2 separate regions of the Homo sapiens genome follow, and region 2 is linked to region 1. Evidence: read pairs that join two places in POLR2A ChIA-PET (ENCODE). Cell type or tissue: K562. All regions are shown on one strand. Links, peaks and the distances in the headings refer to the core of each region. The heading gives the core; the rest is flanking DNA. Region 1 overlaps ESYT1 (extended synaptotagmin 1). Region 2 overlaps SUOX (sulfite oxidase).

Region 1 (2,907 bases), core at 287-2,786:
AACAGCTCCTATGATCTTGCTCTGCCTGCCTCTCTGATCTATAATAAATATGCCTTCTCTCTCCTCCATTTTTTTTCTCAGCCTAAAGAGTTTTCCTGCTCTTCTTTTCGTGGTCCGAAAGAACCAGTAAATCTACCCTTAGGCTGGGGCGCGGTTCTCACGCTTGTAATCCCAGCACTTTGGGATGCCGAGGCGGGCAGAATGCTTGAGTCCAGGAGTTCGAGACCAGCCTGGATGACATGGTAAAACCTCATCTCCACAAAAAAATACAAAAATTAGCTAGGTGTGGTAGTGTGCACCTGTTATCCCAGCTGAGGTAGGAGGATTGCTAGAGCCCAAGAGTTGAGGCTGTAGTGAGCCCTGATTGCACCACGGCACTCCAGCCTGGGCGACAGAGTAAGACCCTGTCTAAAAAAAAAAAGGCCGGGTGCAGTGGCTCACACCTATAATCCCAGCACTTTGGGAGGCTGAGGTGGATGGATAACCTGAGGTCAGGAGTTCAAGACCAGCCTGGCCAACATGGCAAAACCCCGTCTCTACTAAAAATTGGTGGGGTATGGTGGCACGCGCATGTAATCCCAGGTACGCGGGAGGCTGAGGCAGGAGAATCGCTTGAACCTGGAAGGCTGAGGTTGCAGTGAGCTGAGATTGCGCCACTGCACTCTAGCCTGGGCAATAAGAGTGAGACTCTAGTCTCAAAAAAAAAAAAAAAAAATCTACCCTCAAGCTCAGGGGTCATCTAAGGATGCCTTTCTATCTCCAGCCTTTCCCCAGCCTGAACCCTTCCTTTCTTCCCCACAGTGCCTTTTACCTCAGTTATCATTCTGAAAGTTTCATCTGGTTATTTTTCTCCCAAAACAGAGTGTGAGCTCCATAAAGATAAGAAGTCAATCTTTTGGCCGGGTGCGGTGGCTCACACCTGTATTTCCAGCACTTTGGGAGGCCGAGGTGGGCGGATCACCTGAGGTCAGGAGTTCGAGACCAGCCTGGCTAACATGGTGAAACTCCATCTCTACTAAAAAAAATGCAAAAATTAGCCAGGTGTGGTGGCGGGCACCTGTAGTCCCAGCTACTTGGGAGGCTGAGGCAGGAGAATGGTGTGAACCCAGGAGGCGGAGCTTGCAGTGAGCCAAGATAGCACCACTGCACTCCAGCCTGGGCGACAGAGCAAGACTCTGTCTCAAAAAAAAAAAAAAAAGTCAACCTTTTATCTCATCTCTGAATGCTCTGTGCCTGGTTTCCTGCCTGGCCATGGCAGAAATCTGCTAAATATTTGAAGAATGAATTTACAGTACCTGCAACTCTAGGCTCTCAGTGTGTGGTTTCCTGATGAGAAAGGAGGCACTCTCATCCCAGACAGGGGCTGAAGTTTGCGAAATAGTCTGGTGGAGATGAGGGCTTATGATCAGTAGCTGATACTCTTATTTCTCTTATCCCTCCCATTTTTACCCTGCAGCATTTCTTCATACCTTGGTTTTATGAGAACTATCTCCCACAGTGAGAGTAGCATAAGGGCTGAGGTGCTTGGTGCCTTTTCGCAGCTAGAAAGACAATACTGTGTTAGTCTTAAATTTGGACCTAGTTAGGCAGATCCCCCTCACAAATTATATCCACAGCCAGCAGCCATGTCTCCATTATTACTTGGCAGCCACTACCCGTGGCCTTGAACAGACAACTTTTCCCACCCCTGCACTACCCTCAGAAAGAGAGGGGCCATTTTTCTTATTCTAAATACTCCAGGACCATCCAAACCGGAGGAAGGTGGAAGAAGGGCCAGGAAGTTATGGGGCATGGGGAGCGGGATCTCACCGGGAGGTCCTCTGCCCGCTCCATATAGATGGATAGCAGGGCCGCAGCCAGCTCCGCACTCTTCTGAGTCTGGATCAAACTATTCACCTGCAGCACCTGTGGAGGGGCACACGGGGCTGGGGAGTGGTAACTGACACCTTGGGTTCTGGCATGTGCCTTGAACGCTAAGAGAAGAGCTCATCCTGCCCCACCTTGGGTCCCTTCCTTCCTCAAGTCTCCTGCCCTACCTCCTCTAACTCAGCAGCAGTGGGACGGGGGGTGAGACGCTCCAGGCGCAAGTGCAGGCGGCCAGATGGGACATCCTCCAGGGTCAGCCACTGTGGAAGTAGGCAGGGTGAAGACTTGGGGATATGCAGACAGGAGAACTTTGAGAATGAAGCTTGGGCAGGATCAGGAGGGGTTGTTGACTCTAATTCAATGCTCACCTCATCAAGGAAGCCACTGTTTAAGACTGTGGTGAGACGCACTTTACACCTGTTGAAGAGAAAGATTAAGACAAAAGCTAGATGGTGAGAACCAAGGAGGCCAGACTCCATGGCCTAAAGAGCCCCAGCCTGTTTTTCACGTAGACTCCTATGCTCTCACCTGCCCAGAAAATCATCCTTGTCCAAGTCCTTGTCAAAGACTTCAACCTCTAGCTCTTGGCCTGGAACTGATGTGACGATCACCTAGTGGGAGAAAATAGTGCAGATGAAAGATTCTCTCCTTTTCCTCTGCAAATGACTGGACCCCCCAGTCAACTGAACCTCAGAGGTTTCTGGACCACTTTTGGGATTGGGGGAAAAATGGGGCAGAACCAGGAGTCACAGCCACTCAATTCTGACCTCAAAAACCTCATTCCAGCGGGGATTGAGATCTTCCCGAACAACATGGCTCCGGAAGCTTCGTCCTGCCAACTTTAGTTTGACATAGGGGTCTGACTTGCCCTTCACCAGTCCCCCCAAGAAACGGTCTTTGGCAATCAGGTCCTGGGCCTCTAATACATGGATCCGAAGCACATGCTGCAAAAGGGACGGGGGGGTGCCAGATGGCAAAGGGAGAGAGACCTGTCAGAATCTGCCCTGAAACAGGCTTTGCATACTTAGCGGGGCAAACAGA
Region 2 (2,907 bases), core at 89-2,588, 140 kb after region 1:
TTGTAACCATCATCCACAGCCTTACAAACAATGTTCAGTTCCTTTTGTCCAGCTGGCACAGGGGCTTTCAACTGCCACAGACGCCATGCCCAGGCCTTCCTGGGGCGCTGTTCCTCTCCATCCAGCTTAGCCACCTGCCAGGTTAGGCCCCCATCCAGAGACACATCCACCCGGATCACAGCCCTGCCACCACCACTCCATGCATAGCCCTTGATGGTCACCTCCCCTGATTCTACAGTCTCTCCATCCCGGGGCTCTGTGATGGCCGACTGGACAGGAAGTTCCTGAATGGATGGAGCAGAGTCAAAATCTACAGTCTCCCAGTCCACAGATGGAGAGAAGCCTTTGTAATCCCGCCGTTGCCAGTGGCTGTAACTTTCCTCTGGCTGCACACTCACTCTGCCCAGCCATTTGACATGGCGGGCACCCACCACTCCAGGAACCACCACACGCACAGGGAAGCCGTGGTCACGTGGCAGAGGCTGCCCATTCATCTCATATGCCAGCAGGACCTCAGCTTCAGGGTCCATGGCCCGAGCCAGAGGGATGGATGCTCCATAGGCAGTCCCAGTAGGGTCTGAGTCCAGTCCCTCAAAGCAGACGTGGGCCTCAGTTTCACAGAGTTGGTGGCCAGCCTGGGCTAACACATCACAGAGCCGTGCCCCAGCCCAGCGTGCAGTGCTGATGGCTCCTGTTCTCCACTCCAGACCTTTTACTTCTTTGACCTGAGTCATCTCAGAGCGTCGGTTGCCGGCACACTGCAGAGTGACTGTGATCTCGTACCTGGGAAAGTTGTGCAAGTCATCCAGGGAAAGAGACAGTGACTGACCCCCAGGTGCTCCTACTACGTGTAAGCGATAGGTGTCTGGATCCAGGTTAGGTACAGGCAGATGGTTCCGGGTGAAGAAGATAGGGTTGGGTGTGATGTAGTTTTCTGTCAGCAGCTCAGGGGGAGGCTCTGCATTAAAGGGCCGCTGGCTGTTGACCTTCAGGGCTGGGTGACGTACAGGATCATCAGCATAAGGGTCAGAGGTCTCCACGGTGGGGGCTACCTTGTCTTCAGGATTCAGCTCCCCAATCTTGTACTGAGCCAGTAACTCACGCACATGGGACTGGTTGTGAACAGCATAGAGGGCCCAGAAGGGCTCTAGGGGACCCCCAGCTGCTAGCATCAGCTTTGAAGGCCCCCCTGGATGTAGGTCCACAAATTCTGTGACATCAAAGACCTCAGAGCCCAGAGTCACCCAGATCCCAGTCTCAGGGCTGGTGTGGGAACTCACTTCCTCCTTAGTGTATATGTGTGTTGACTCCTGAGCAGCCTATTGGCAGGGAAGGAGTAAGATAAAAGGGAAGAGACTATTAAGAAGAAATCACTTGGTCGGGCGTGGTGACTCACAACTGTAATCCCAGCACTTTGGGAGGCCGAGGTGGGCGGATCACATAAGGTCGGGAGTTCAAGACCAGCTTGACCAACATGGAGAAGCCCTGTCTCTACTAAAAATACAAAATTAGCTGGGCATGGTGGTGCATGCCTGTAATCCCAGCTACTTGGGAGGCTGAGGCAGGAGAATCACTTGAACCCGGGAGGTGGAGGTTGTGGTGAGCTGAGATCATGCCATTGCACTCCAGCCTGGGCAACAAGAGTGAAACTCCATCTCAAAAAAAAAAAAAAGAAAAAATGAAGAAGAATAAGAAGAAATCACTTGAGCTCACCCTGACCCAACCCACGGTGTTGGCCACTGGGAAGCGAAGGTAGCAGATTAGCAGATTTCATCTCCACTGTGCATGAAGACTGCGTCACTGTGAACTCTGTGGTAACTACAAGAACATGGGTCACAGCCTGGGTTGCCTGTGGAGTTTACTAGGACTGATTCCTTTATTCTGACAATTTTTTTTTTTTTTTTGAGATGGAGTCTCACTCTGTCACCCAGGCTGGAGAGCAGTGGCCTGATCTTGATCTTGGCTCACTGCAGACTTAGCCTCCTGGGTTTAAGTGATTCTTGTGTCTCAGCCTCTCAAGTAGCTGAGATTACAGGTATGTACCACCACACCTGGCTAATTTTTACTAGAGATGGGGTTTTGCCATGTTGCCCAGGCTGGTCTCAAACTCCTAACCTCAAGTGACCCACCCACCTTGGCCTCCTATAGTGCTGGGATAACAGGCGTGAGCCACTGCACCCAGTCTGTTCTGACAATGAAGCACTTTCCCTACTTACCCTACACCGATGGTCCTGATAGGCCAACACTGCACCGAGACCTAATAGGGTCCCCATGACTCTCCATCCCTGGGTGCTGGAGTTATCACCAGAGAAGGTGAGGCTGGGGCGCTGGGGCTGAAATGAATCATTTGTGGAGCAGGCCTGAATGCAGATCCTTGAGGGGATTGACTTGAGTCTGGAAGAGAGGTCGGTCTTAGTAGCACGTATGGTCATGTGAAAGGGCTAGTGAAGGCTTGGGGTCTACTTCTTTCTCCCTGGTTGGCCATTGGTTCCTTAAGTTGGAACTTAGTTTCTCCAGGGATAGGTGGGAAAAGTGGGATCTGGCTTTCTCTGTCCTCCCTGGACACACTCTCTCAACTGTCTTATTTGCAAGGTATGACATTGTAAAAGACACTAAGGGTGGCAGATAGGGGCTAGGAGGCAAGTCCTGGGATGGGCTGGCCTACCTGCAGGCCTGTTGGAGCCTGAGGACCACAGCTCTGTGCAGCAGCAGCATTGTAGCAGACCTGTAGAAGGAAGATTCTGGGATCAAGATAGGGAGACCCTGGGAGGGGATATTAGGGAGGCCTAAGGGAATGGGTGAGAGGAAGACACAGAGAAGGTCAGCAAGGAGCTTTCTGGGCAAGTGAGGAGTCTTGAGAGTGGGAGTCCAAATGGGCCCTTAGAGAAAACTTGGAGCACTTCAGAG

What was found. ChIA-PET counts read pairs that join two places held together with the same protein. Peaks named below come from ENCODE experiments on the same cell type or tissue, not always from the same donor. Only the 100,000 strongest peaks of a DNase experiment are listed, where the experiment ranks them.
Region 2: POLR2A ChIA-PET joins it to region 1 with 5 read pairs; 6 of 35 experiments call an interaction of 5 or more read pairs at or near these places.

Annotation. Positions count from the first base shown.
Region 1 is chr12:56,137,402-56,140,308 of GRCh38, reverse strand. ESYT1 (extended synaptotagmin 1) reads right to left here. Exons shown (of 31, transcript NM_015292.3): 18 at 2,634-2,810; 19 at 2,395-2,477; 20 at 2,235-2,283; 21 at 2,037-2,126; 22 at 1,810-1,905; 23 at 1,470-1,541; 24 at 1,296-1,382. Among named protein-coding and RNA genes, the nearest start is that of ESYT1, 11 kb to the right of the region's middle. In K562, for the core only: no CTCF peak of the experiment used is centred there; no DNase peak of the experiment used is centred there.
Region 2 is chr12:56,002,030-56,004,936 of GRCh38, reverse strand. It overlaps SUOX (sulfite oxidase), which reads right to left. Exons shown (of 5, transcript NM_001032386.2): 3 at 2,666-2,725; 4 at 2,217-2,394; 5 at 1-1,319. The coding sequence starts at 2,715. Among named protein-coding and RNA genes, the nearest start is that of SUOX, 6.2 kb to the right of the region's middle. In K562, for the core only: no CTCF peak of the experiment used is centred there; a DNase peak (open chromatin) is centred at 1,287.